Regions from separate parts of the Homo sapiens genome. Here region 2 is linked to region 1. Evidence: read pairs that join two places in POLR2A ChIA-PET (ENCODE). Cell type or tissue: GM12878. All regions are shown on one strand. Links, peaks and the distances in the headings refer to the core of each region. The heading gives the core; the rest is flanking DNA.

Region 1 (2,500 bases), core at 1-2,500:
AACAATTTTAGTTTTCTGGAACTCTGTGCTTATGTGAACCAGATACATTTTCATTTCACATCTGCCCACTCTTCTCTATCATAAGGATCATATATATTCTGGCACCCTATTAGAGATGCCCAAGACTCTTCTTTCTTTTTCCTTTTTTTTTTTTTTTTTTGAGACAGGGTCTCACTCTGTCACCCAGGCTGGAGTGCAGTGGCGCAATCTCTGCTCGCTGCACTCTTGACCTCCCAGGTTAGGTGATCCCCCCACCTCAGCCTCCTGAGTCTACAGATGCACCACCACTCCCGGCTAATGTTTTTTTTGGTTTTTTTTTGTTTTGTTTTGTTTTGTTTTTGGCAGAGATGGGTTTTTGCTGTGTTGGTCAGGCTGGTCTCCAACTCCTGACCTCAAGCGATCCACCTGCTTTGACCTCCCAAAGTGTTGGGATTACAGGCGTGAGCCACTGTGCCTGGCCACCCAAGACTCTTCTAATGTTGCTTTTTGTTTTTCATAATTAAACATTTTTCAGGAATCTTCAGGATTATTTTCCTCTTCCTTAATGCTGCAGGTTTTTCTCAAAGGCCTCCAGCAGGATCCCTGTCGCCTCCCCACCTTCCCCCTCCCCAGCCATCTATCTCTCCGCCTGGCACCAGAAGGGGATCGCTACAGGCTGCTCCTTCCCTACAGGAGGCTAACTTCTCACTTCTCCAGCTAGAGGGCAGGGTTCCTGGGTCTAGCAGGCTTCATCCCATGTGGTAGGCTACTTTCCTATCCTCTCTAACTAGTCCTCTGATATCATAAACCAGTGGTTTGCAAACTTTTAAAATCATGGGCTCCTACCAATTAAAAATTTTTTGAGCATGCCCTCCTCCATTATACATATATTTATTATAAATTACAGACATGTATTGCTCTCTATCCATTTATTAAATACTAGCCAGGCTTTATATATATATATATATATATATATATGTAGAAGTTCTGATCATTTCTCCCAATAGTCCCATGGATCACTGTGCGTGTGCCCCACATTGGAGGTTATAACTCAAACCAAAGCAGTCCATGAGGAACCACAGTGCCTGGCCCCACTGTTCCCAGGCTCTGCTCAGTTCTGCTCAGCCTACAGGGTTTAGCTTGCAGGCTTCCATCAACCCCATGTAGGGTGCTTCATCCCTGTAATGACCACTTTCCTACTGTTTTGTTTTGGGGTTTGTTTTTTTTTTTTTGAGATGGAGTCTGGCTCTGTCACCCAGGCTGGAGTGCAGTGGCGTGATCTCGGCTCACTGCAAGCTCCGCCTCCTGGGTTCACGCCATTCTCCTGTCCCAGCCTCCCGAGTAGCTGGGACTACAGGTGTGTGCCACCATGCCCGGCTAATTTTTTTGTATTTTTAGTAGAGACGGGGGTTTCACCGTGTTAGCCAGGATGGTCTCGATCTCCTGACCTCGTGATCTGCCCGCCTCGGCCTCCCAAAGTGCTGGGATTACAGGCGTGAGCCACCGAGCCTGGCCATTCCTACTGTTTTCTTGGAGTGGAAGTACCCCTTCTTGGAGGGGGTAGGAGGTTGTGGGAAGGAGATGGGAGGAGGAGGGAGCTGTGGTCTTGCTTCCTGCTGCTGGCAAGTGCAGGCCTGGGTGTCTGAGGCAGGGGCAGAAGAGAGTACAGCAAGGAAGCCTCTTTTTATCTCCTTACAATGGGAGTGGTGGCTCTCTTAATGAGAGAAAGAATGGGCCACAAATTGTTTTTCTCCTGCTTTAGGAGCCAGATCTCCAGAATAAAATTTCTCATTAAAATATCAGTATGCCAAAAGTTAACCAGCAAAATAAAAAACCTGTTGACAGACTGGAAGGCCTGGGACACTGAGACAGCCTGTTGCAGAATTTGGAGCCTCAGGAGGGACCAAAGTGAAGGGTCCAAAGGGTCCGAAGGGAATCCACTCAAGAGGACAGTAAGGTCATTTATAAAGCATGGCTGTGACAGCAAGGCTCACCCCACTTCATCAATGTTATGGGAGGCCTTGTTGCTCCTCCCAAGGAGATAAACATACAAAGGTGAGCTGGCAGGCCACTGCACTGCTCAAGGCACGCTAGGAAGGCTGGCTCTCCAACCTGCTGCCGCAGTGAGGACCCGGGGCCTCAGATGGTCTCTCCACCAGTAAAGCTGCTTGGCACTTGACAGTGTAAAATCAGGAGGTTCCTCCCTGAGGGAGGTGGGCAGGCAGCCAGGAGAATCCCAGAGAATGCAGAGTGCCACAACTGTCAGGCCTCGGAACCCATGATGTAATGCCTCTCTGGGGGCCAAGGAAAACAAGCCCACTGTTGTCACTGCCCTCCCAGCAACCAGGCGCTGCCCTCCCCATGGCACGGCTGTTCTGCGTAATTATGATCCCACTTTCTCTCCTTGGGAGGAGGAAATATGAAAAACCTTTGTTGTCACATAAAAACCAACCCAAGATATGAGAACTGTCTTTTAAAATACATCTTGCTGTAGAGAGATTTCCATAGCAACTTCAGAAGT
Region 2 (10,480 bases), core at 3,107-5,606, 78 kb after region 1:
CCGTGTCCCAAAATCTCACAAGCCGCTTCTCACTTTCCTCTCACCGCTCCTCATTAACTGAAGCCAATCCTTGTCATTCAAAGGAAAATAAACAGGGAGCAACTGCCTGCAGAGACAAAGAGTCCTCATATCGGGACAAAACGGCTTCTCCAAGCAGACACCTTTTCCCTCAGCCCCAGTCAGAATTCTCTATTTCTTTCCAAACAGCAGAGCCATTTCCTTCCTGTCAGCCCAGTGATGCACAACTTCCTGTCAGGACAGCTGAGGAATCTGGAGAAATGTGTCTTCCCTCACAGCCTCTGCTCAGGTTTGCAGGGCCTCAGACAGTACCAGGGAGCAGAGTGGAGAGCTCCAAAGAAGCAGCCCCTCCCACGCCTCTGCCCCCACCAACGCCCTCCCCGGATCCCCCAGGTCAGGCCACCGAATCCAGACTGAGTGTGTGCACCGCACCCTGCCATCTTAGGCTTCTGTCTCCCAGAAGCCTTTGTGGGAACCAGCATTTCCATTCCCAAAGCCACCAGGTGGAGACCAGGGGCAGGCCTGCCCCTGCGGGGTCAGGCCCCGACCTAATCAGGACCCTGGGGCCTGTCAGAAAGACTGAGGCCTGCCCTAGGGCTGCAGAGATGGTGAGGGCGCAAGGGAGGGTCTTTTCCGGGTAAAGATGGGCCGCTGACAGCCCCCTTAGGTCAGCACTCTGGCAAACCCACTGTGGTATAAAAATAAAAACCTCAGTCCCACAGACTCCACATTAAATGGAGTGAGAGGCAGGGAGATGAACACTGAAATAATCACCTCCATTTAGTAAGCGCTCTCCACGTGTCTGCATTCTTCCTTTAATCCCCAACAAACCCTGGGACAGTGGTTCCCAAACTTTGCGGCACATTAGTATCACCCAGGGAGCTTTTTAAAATCCCCACACCCAGGTTGCACCTCAGGGCAGTGACATCAGGTCAGAAGCTGGGAGCCAGGCATCAGCATTTTTTTAAAGATCCCCAGGGGATTCCAAAATGAAGCCAAGTTAGGGGACCACTGAGCAAGGCACTGTTCGTACCTGTTTTATTAATAAGGAGATTGAAACTCAGAGAGGTTAAGTCGCTTGCCTAAAGCCACACAGCTTCTAAGCAATAGAATTAGGCTTCTGGTTCATGCCTGTTATTCCATCACAGAGCCCCCCTCACTCCAAACTTTCTGCAGAAAGTTGTTCAGCTCTATCTACCAGGTATTGTCTCCCTACTACATCCCCATCCCCGAATGAGAGCACCTGCAGACATCTTTGCTTGCTAGCAGGAGTAAGGATGAGATGTGCGAGCCGAAGGGGCTGTGCAGGGCTGGGGAGAGCGGGCTGAGTGTGTGCAGATGGCCTATTGGGAGGTCATGGGATCGGCAGGTTCTGCTCCTTCCTCATCTGACAATGCCATTTAAGTTCTCTCCAGAGCAAAGCCTTGGCCTGGCCTAAGAGGATGGCCAGGTGTGAAGGAAACGCACGCGAGAGTGTAGCCACGTGGGTGAGCGAGGGCACGACAGAGGTGGTGAGGATGGCACACAGCCTGGAGAGGGCGAGCCCAGGGTAAGGGGTGAGGGGAGACCCCCGGGAGTGCTCCAAACCAGAACCTTGGGGGATTGACCCACTTCTTGCTGCCTGTGTGACTTGCAGCAAATCACTTCCAGTCACTGGGCCTCAGATCCCCTCTTTGCCCTGCAATGGGGTGGGACCCTATGGTCCAGAGGGTTCTCCCACCCTGGCCTCCACAGTGATCATGGCGGCCCCCTTCTTGGGTGTGAGCAGGTGCGGGTGTGGGAGCAGCTGTGGCCTCATCCCAGGCAGGGTCCACACACAGTTCAGGCACCCACAGAGCCCTGGCTCTCAGAGCTGTCTGGCCAAGACAGGGAGGCCAGTGCACCTATTGAACATACAGGCCGAGGAGAGGGGCCCTGGGGCAGCACCCCACACTTGACCTTCCTGAGTGTCCCAGCCATGACCTCCTGAGCTTCACATCACCTGGTCGCACCCCAAAAGTGGGGCAGAAGGGGGCTATAAGCAACTGGGATTTAAAGCCCCTACCCCTCACCCCAGCCCACTGACCTGCAGCCTCCACTGGCTGCTTCCCTAAGTGCCAGACAGAATCTGGTTTCCCTCCTGTGGCTCATTCAGGGACCCCCCCCCCGCCACCACCTCCTCTGTGAGCTTTCCCCGGCCCTCCCTGACATAATTAAATGCTCAGTGCTACTTCTGTGCCTGGTTCCAACCTCTCCCCTTGCATATATTACACTACACTGTGCTCACCATCTGTTTACACTGCTGTTACCATCAGGGCCTCAAGGGAAGAGTCCGGTTTGACTCAACAGAGGCAGCAAAGCATCACGGTCTGCAGAAGGGGCTTTGGAGTCCGAAGACCTCACTTAGAGCCCCACTTTGCCACTTCCTCGCCATGTGACCAAGCCTCAACTTACTCATCTATAAAATGGGGCAGTAAGAGTAGTGACCTCATAAAGTTGTCATACACATTACATGAGATGACACGTGTAAATAAGTGGCTTAGCGAAGGACCTGACACTTATAATAGGAGCTCAATAAATGACAGCTATGAGTGCCTTCATATCTCTGACACCTAGGGCCTAGCACAAGCCCAGCCCATAGACATAGATGCTGAAGAAGTATGTTGAAATAAGCTGAACCCCAGCCTGTTTGTAGCCTTGACGGTCTGCTTGGCCTCTCCAGGAGCTAGATATGGTCCCTGCCCCTCCCACCTCCCAACCAGGGCTGGCTCCCTGCATCCATCCACCCTGCAGAACAGTTCCCCTCCCCAGAACAAGAAGCTGCCCCATCCAGGTTCTAGACAAAAAAGCCAGCTGCCTGGCTCTCCACAGCTGGTTCCCAGCGTCCCTTCAGCTTGAGAGCCCACATCCCCGGGCTTCCAGGCAGCACCCACTGAGCTCAAGCCTCAAGTATCCTCAGTCCCAGCCTCAGCCCTCATCAAATATTTTTTTTAATAGAGATGGGGTCTGGCTATGTTGTCCTGGCCTCAAGCAAGTCTCCCACCTCGGCCTCCCAAAGTGCAGGGATTACAAGTGTGAGCCACTGCGCCCGGCCCCTCATCAAATCTGAAGTCCCAAGGTTAGCGAGTATGCAGGGAGGCTGGGAGAGAAAAGCAAGAGGCCCCTTACAGCAGAGGCTGAAACCTTTTAAAGCAACAGTGAGAAACGCTGAGAGAGAAACCAGGCGGGGTAGGTGGGGAGTTCTCTCCCGGAGACTCCTTCTCACCCTTGCTTCCCACAGAACCCAAGAAAAAGGCACTTGGCAATAGTTACAATTCCAGACGGCACTTAACGAAGTCCAATGCCTCAGCAAGACAGACGTTTGGAGAAATAATGACCCAGGGGACTTTCAGGGAAGGCTGTCTGGACATGGAGGGGCGGCTGTGAGATTTAATGAAGCCAGTTCTACACAAGAGTCCAGCACAGGGTGCGGTGCCCCTGCCTCGGTGACTGCCCCGAAAGTAGGAGGGGGGGCTGCACAGCCAGGCCACAAAGGGCAGACACCAGGCCAGCAGGGGAAGGCCAAAGAACACACCCTCGGGACCAGCAGGGGCTTGCAGAAGGGGACTCCACCCAAGGGAGCAAATGAATGTCCCCCGTTACACACAGATCTGGGCAGACGCCCTCACCCTCACTCCTTCCCCTCCCCAACCCTCCTCCAGCCCCTCCATTATGCAAATCAAGTGACTACACAGATTTGCATAATTCATGCATTATTAGTACGCGTTCTTGTCAGGCTTTTAGACTTTATAAAGCAATTTTGCTACCTTTAATGGAGAGTAAGAGACAAGGTTCTAGAGAGAGATTTTCTGTCCTTCTTTCATTAGACATGAAAACAGTCTCTAAATCTTAAGCCAGGGAGAGAGTCAGACAGAAATGAAGTGACTTAGAGTTGGAAACATGACCAAACACCTCGTTGACACTTGGTGTCAAAGGCCTGGGTGCCGGGCATCGCGCCGGTCACACATCCTGTCAGGCCTCTCAGGCACTCAGACCATGGAGTAGTCCCCAGTGGGGCAGACGTTATTATTGGGAAGTCACTCCAGGTTCCTGGGAGACTCAGTAACAACAAAACCCCCACTCTGGGTTTGTATCGCTTTTTTATATTTTACAAAGGGCTTTCGCTCTGCTATCTTACTCAGCGCCCACAATAAGGCTATCGGGTTGGAAGGGCCACATTTTTACCCTCATTTTAGACATGAGGAAACTAGGGGGCCAGTTGCAGTGGCTCATGCCTGTAATCCCAGCACTTTGGGAGGCTGAGGCGGGTGGATCACCTGAGGTCAGGAGTTCAAGACCAGCCTGACCAACATAGTGAAACCCCGCCTCTACTAAAAACACAAAAATTAGCTGGGCATGGTGGCGGGCACCTGTAGTCTCAGCTACTTGGGAAGCTGAGGTGGGAAGATGGCTTGAGCCCAGGAGGTGGAGGTTGCAGTGAACTGAAATTGTGCCACTGCCCTCCAGCCTAGGCAACACAGCCAGACCCCGTCTCAAAAAACAAAAAAAAGAGAGAGAAAAAAAACTGGGGCCACTCACCTAAGATCAAATCTAGGCTCTCTGTATTTTTTCCACTACACCAGGGATGGCAAACCCCTTGCCACTCTTCCATTTCCCCTGCCCAAGATAGACCTCATGAATCAATCAGGGCACTCTTCCCATTGAGCTCAGACAACACCTCAGAATCCTTCCCAACACAGCCCTCCTGGAAGCTGGTACCAATTGTTTCAACTTGACACCCAGATAAAACCTATTTGCTGTTCCTGCACTGTATCCTGCCAACTCCTCAGCATCCAGCCAACACTGTGACAGTGCCACCAGTTTCTGGGAAGTGCCTGTGGGCTAAGCTTAGCCTGGCTGCTCAGCCCCAGGAGCCCCAGACAGCCACCATCAGCCAGCTCACCGGCTCCAAATGGAACCAGATGCACCTGCATTTGGGAGCAGATCAGGGAGAGTGACTCCTACACCCCCGGGCCCAAGAGGTCTCTGCTTTTCTCACTGCGGGGGCCCCACTACCCAGGACCACTGAGGCCACCTTGACTAATGCACACCTGCTTCCCACACAGCAGGAGCCAAAGGTGTCTGCTTCTGCAACGGACGCAGCATTGCTGTGTGGCATGGGGCCCTGCAAGGGGTTCAGTCAGGGAAGGGGCCACATGACCAGACCACCCCCGCAAACACACACACACACTTCCCTAGGGCCGTGCCCCAGCCAGTCCCAAGGGCACACGTCCTTCCCTTGTACACATGCGGAGCCTCCTCCTCTAGACAGATCCTTCTGCATGGGCCCCTTCCACAACCCTGCAAGGAAACTTGTTTAGTAAATAATAGTAATAAAACCCTAAAAGTGCTCATTTTGATCCTCACGCACATGCTTGTTGTCCAGGCTAGAGAAATGTGAATCCTGCCTTCCCCAACGCCCTACCAGCCCCCAAGCCCATAGGGCAGCCCTGGCTCCTTTCCTACCCTTGTCAAGAGGCCAGTCCCCTTTGGAAGATGGCAAGCAGCCTGCCGGTCCAAAACAGTGGGGTGGCACAGCACCCACACCAGCCAACACCAGCTGGCAGCGGCTGCCCTGGCTGGGGGGCTTTCCTTCTGGAACCCATCAGCGCTGGCTTCCTGCCAGGCCCAAGGGAGATGAAGTACACCCTCTTCCTGACCACGTCTAAAGGGCCTAGACGATGCCTCTCCCAGCCAGAACCCACAGCAGTTACCTCCACTCTCTTGCCTTACCCTTACTTCACAGTGTGGCACCCTCCCCTTCCTGGTCTCCTGAGCCCCAAATCCATGCTGCTATTGCAATCATCAATGGGCTTATTCTCCAAATCATCGCTGGCTTCTTCTGCCAGGCCTTGCTGAGTTCCTTCCTGATATTTACAGCCCCCGAGGCTCCTTTCTGGAGGACGATTAGGCAGCAGCATACTGAGGGGGAGCCAGGAGCGTCTGCCCCCCGGGAGGAGGAGTGTTTTATCACTGACCTTGTTTAGAAGTGCCGGTACACAGCAATAACAAAAACCAGACTTTTTGTTGGCTTTATTTATTTTTCTATATCCTCTACAGACAGTGTACCCCTCATTGTCTGCACCGGGAGCCGATTGCTCCCCTGCCCCTTGGTACCCTACTGCCATTGGGTGTCTGCAGCCAGTTTCCATGGGGCTGGGTCAGATTTCAGATGAACGAGTGAAAGAATACACAAAATTGAGCAGAGAAAGCACTGGCTCCAGAAGCTCCACTTCTCGCTGTACTCCACAGTTGGGGTAATCAAGGCCTTTGGGGACTGCCCTCTAGGGATTTACTGTGCTTACTAGAGGAGGAATGAAGGTTTATTCAGCACTCTCAGGCCCTGGTGCTGTGTATCCATCTAGACCTATCACTATGTTGTGAGGTAGGCATTAGAGCGGCCCCCAAGGCCAACCTCCCATCACCACCACCCACACATGGATGTGACCAAAGCAGGCACCGGACTCGGAGTCTTCCTGCTAGTAAGCGGCAGAGCCAGGAGTTGAGCCGGCTCCGCCTGACCCCTCACCCCCCTCCCTGAGCCCTGGGCTCCTCCCAGGCCTGCCTCCCTGAATCCTGTCTGCCCCCTCCCCTGCCTGCCCTCACTTGTCCGCCAAGCATCTACCAGGGCCCCTGTGTGCCAGGCACGTGCTGCTGCTTTCACATCCCTCATCTCCTGGAACCCTCCTCACTACCCCCCCCTGCCCTCGGGGAGCCTGCACATCTCTCCAGGCCACACCGAGAGGGAAGGGGCAGAGCCAGCGTGAATATCAGGTCACTGGCCCCAGATCCAGGGCTCTTTCCTCTCTGGAGCCTGAGCTGGGCCGGCACCCAGCTGGATCCCTGGGCAGAGGCCCAGCCAGCCAATGGGAAATGCCATCACGGAGGAAGGCACCGAGGACCACGGGGAGTCACCAATGACACAAGCAAAGCCAGAGGCTGGGCTGGCCATGCTGACCCAAGACCCCGCTCTCCTGATGCCACACTGGGGTTGCCTGCAGGGAGGCTGGTGTCTTGAAAAGTTGACTCTGAGATAGATATTATAGTAAGGGTCATTTATGTGAACCACATGATTAGAAGTCCCTAGATTTCTTCTGAATATCCTAGGATTTTCCCCAGCCCCTCAAAGCCAACACGCCCAAGATAGAATTCACCATTCCAACTGCTTCCCAAGTCTTCAACTCCTTTAAAGGCAAGGAGGTCTTGCCTCTCCCCACCCATCAAGTCAAGTCCATCATCATATCTTGACAATTAAAAACAGAGGCCATTTATTGAGCTAAGAACATGACACCTGCGTAATTACACCTGTGTGATGCCCTTACAGCCACCCGTGGGCCAAGCATCATAATGCCCACTTTACAAACACAGACACTGAAGTTCAGGGAGACCAGGCAACTTGCCCAACTGCACAGCCAGTCACTCCCCCAGCTCCGACACGAACCCGAGAGTAGCCGGCTCCAGCACGCTGCTGCTGTCCTCCATACCTACTCCTCCCAAATCTCTGAAAACGAGCAGGAAGAGGGTGTATTCCACCTCCTTTGGGCCTGGCCAGAAGCCAGCGCTGATGAGTTCCAGAAGGAGGCCTCCCCCCCTCCCCAGCCAGAGTGGCTGGTGCCGGCTGGTGTGGGCACCGTGCCATCCTGTTCTCTGGGACCAGAAGGCTGCCTGATGCTCGCTGCTTGTCATTCTCCAAGAAAAGGCTGGGCTTTGAGCAGAGCAATGTGGCGAGTGGGCCACGACAGTCACTTCGAGCCTCACACACAACTCAGATACCCAGGATGGAGAAAGGTGAAGCCTGACAAGCTGCCTGCCTCCCCAGACCTCCCCCCATATCTTCCCTTCCCACTGCCCCGAGCTGGGTTCAAGCCTTCATTCCTCCTTTTCACAACTATCGCAGTAACACTGCTTCCAGCTTCCTCTCTCTATAACCCATCCTCCATGCTGTGGCTGGAGCACACCACTGCCCTGCTCACATACCTTCCACTGTTCCCTGTGCCTTTAGACAAAAGTGCAAATTCATCAGCCTAGTTCGTGAAGCCCCCACTACTCCACCAGCTTCACGGGCAGGGGGCTCCATGTCCCTCTCCAGTCTTCTCTTCCCAGAACTTCTAGGAAAACCTACCTCTCCAGCCCTCCCTAAGAACACAGGGCACTCTCCAACTTTGAGCCTCTGCCCCTACTGTTGCCTCGGCTCAGAACACGCATTCCCTTTTGCCTCATGAAGCCCTACCTTCCTTCAAAACCCAGCTCAACCCCTACTTCTTCTAAGAAGCCTCCAAACATTAATATCCGCGGCAGGCCCTTAACGGGATGCAGAGCCTCTCTACCGCACTTAGCACAGTCTGCCTTGCCTCAGAGTTACGGCAGCCCGAACACCCCCTCAGCCTCATCCATCTCTGTGTCCCCCAACGTCCCCGGGGCCAGTGCCTGCCACAGAATGGGCATCAGTGAAAGTTTGCCGAGTAGAATGTTCTCAGAGCTTCAATATATTGGTACAGACCTTTCCCCGACAGCAAACCCCATCTTTTCCTGGGGCTGGTCCTGAGCTCAGAACAAATGTTTGCTTCCCGAGGTGGCCACTGGGGAATCCTGGCCCACTCACCTCAAGAGGATTCTAGCGATGCCTGGGCTGGCACACTTAGCTGTTTCTCCCCCTGCCAGGAAATCTGCCACTCAACCAGCTCTGTCTCCCACTCACACAGCACAGAAATAATAGCCCTGCATTTTCCTGCAAATTCCATCTTCCCCAAATGGAGACTAGCTCCACCTGTTCAAGGAAACACAAGCAAGAAGCAAGATGGAGCAGGCCTGGGAGAACAGCCATGTGGCCTCGCAGGGGCCAATGGGGGTTCCTGGGCAATGCCCCCCAAGGCTATTATTCAGTGCTGGACTAGAAAGCGGATTGGCCTGCTGCCTCCCTTTGCCGGCACATCACAGCTGACTAAGCATGCTTCCCATCCGGGTTCCCACTCAGTCCACACCACAGCCCCATTACTGTGTAGACACCACTGCCCCACTCAAGACAAGATTTCCAAGGATGAAAAGACATGGAGACTAGAAACTAAGGAAAAACTTCACTGAGGCATGAGGAGTCAGGACTTGAATTCAGGTCTGCTGACTCCTGGACCAGGCTGCTTGATGACAGAGGCAGCCCCCTTGGGAAAGGGTGAGGGAACGAGAGGACCTGGAAGGGCAGGCTGCAGTTAGAAATGCAGGCTCCATTTTCGCATTCATCCTCATAACAAGCTGGTGAGAATGAGTCATCGAAAGCAGGGTTTCTCAGCCTCAGTACCACTGACATTGTGGGCTGGGTAATTCTTTGTTGTAGGGGGCATCCCTGGCCTCTCCACATTAAAGGACTATAATATCCCTCTCCTGACTGTGACAACCAAAAATGTCTCCAGGCATTGCTAAAAGTCCCCTGAGGAGCAAAAGTGCCCCAGTTGAGAAGCTCTGATCTAAAGGCACAGTTAGATCCCAGGTCTTGTGGTAAGGGAGGGGACCCCCCACTGTTCTCCCTCACTCCCATTCTGGCAGGCGCTTCTTTCTCCCCTACTCATGCCACTCGCCAGGCATCCGCAGCCCATACCAGTTCTACTGTTCCCTCTGCACCATCTCCCTCCACTCTAGGGGCAGAGCCAGGCGGCCCCACAGGCATTCCTTATGTTGGGCATGTGTCAAGTCACCGGCCTAAGCTCCTTCATTAACATCACTTCACAAAACTCCTCCAAGGCAGGCACCATCACCCCAATGAAACAGATAAACTCAAAGATTAAATCACTGAAGTCCTGCAACCAACAAGGGTCAGGGTCCAGCTTTGAAACTAAGTCAGAAGGCCCATGTCCAGCAGGCCTGGGCTGCCCAAGTGAGGTGGCCTTGGTCTACAGGTCCCAAGACTCTCACCCTCCAAGCCCGGGTGCCAGCATCAGACACCAGCTGGGCTAGGAGAGGACCTCAAAAGCCATACCTGCTGCCTTTCCCCACTCTCCTCCCAGTCTTAAAAAGAACAGGTGCAGTGGCTTCCCTGTGTGGTCCGTGAGAGCCCTGGGCCCTCTGCAGGCTTTGGACATTTGGCGACATGGTTGGTGCACATGAGGCTGGTGATTCCCAACATCCAGTGCTTACCTTCCCCCAGCTGGGAGACCTTGAGGAGGTTATTCCACCTCTCCAAGCTCATTAATCCCTTCCCCCAACATCCCTGTGGAGTTGAAAGTGCTAGAAAATTAGGAATGCATATCTTTAGCGTTTTGTATCATTTCAGTAAGTTTCCATAAAATCAGGCTTCCAGGCCACACTGGGGGAGCTTCTGAGCATTTATGACACATTTTATTCATCAGCCCAGAGCAGGGAGATTTGACCTTGAAATGTGGATTGACTCAGAAAGACCCTAGCAACTTCCAGTGACCTTCAGGGAGTCAACACCCACGGTGCTGGAGGCATGGAT

What was found. Peaks named below come from ENCODE experiments on the same cell type or tissue, not always from the same donor. Only the 100,000 strongest peaks of a DNase experiment are listed, where the experiment ranks them.
Region 2: POLR2A ChIA-PET joins it to region 1 with 5 read pairs; 2 of 35 experiments call an interaction of 5 or more read pairs at or near these places.

The regions. Positions count from the first base shown.
Region 1 is chr1:154,765,487-154,767,986 of GRCh38, forward strand. The region is part of intron 3 of KCNN3 (potassium calcium-activated channel subfamily N member 3); the gene reads right to left. Among named protein-coding and RNA genes, the nearest start is that of KCNN3, 100 kb to the right of the region's middle. In GM12878, for the core only: a CTCF peak has its summit at 696; no DNase peak of the experiment used is centred there.
Region 2 is chr1:154,840,475-154,850,954 of GRCh38, forward strand. The region is part of intron 1 of KCNN3 (potassium calcium-activated channel subfamily N member 3); the gene reads right to left. Among named protein-coding and RNA genes, the nearest start is that of KCNN3, 25 kb to the right of the region's middle. RefSeq lists enhancers at 1-404, 59-353, 4,931-4,990, 5,311-5,370. In GM12878, for the core only: no CTCF peak of the experiment used is centred there; no DNase peak of the experiment used is centred there; H3K4me3 peaks cover 1,154 bases; H3K27ac peaks cover 1,703 bases.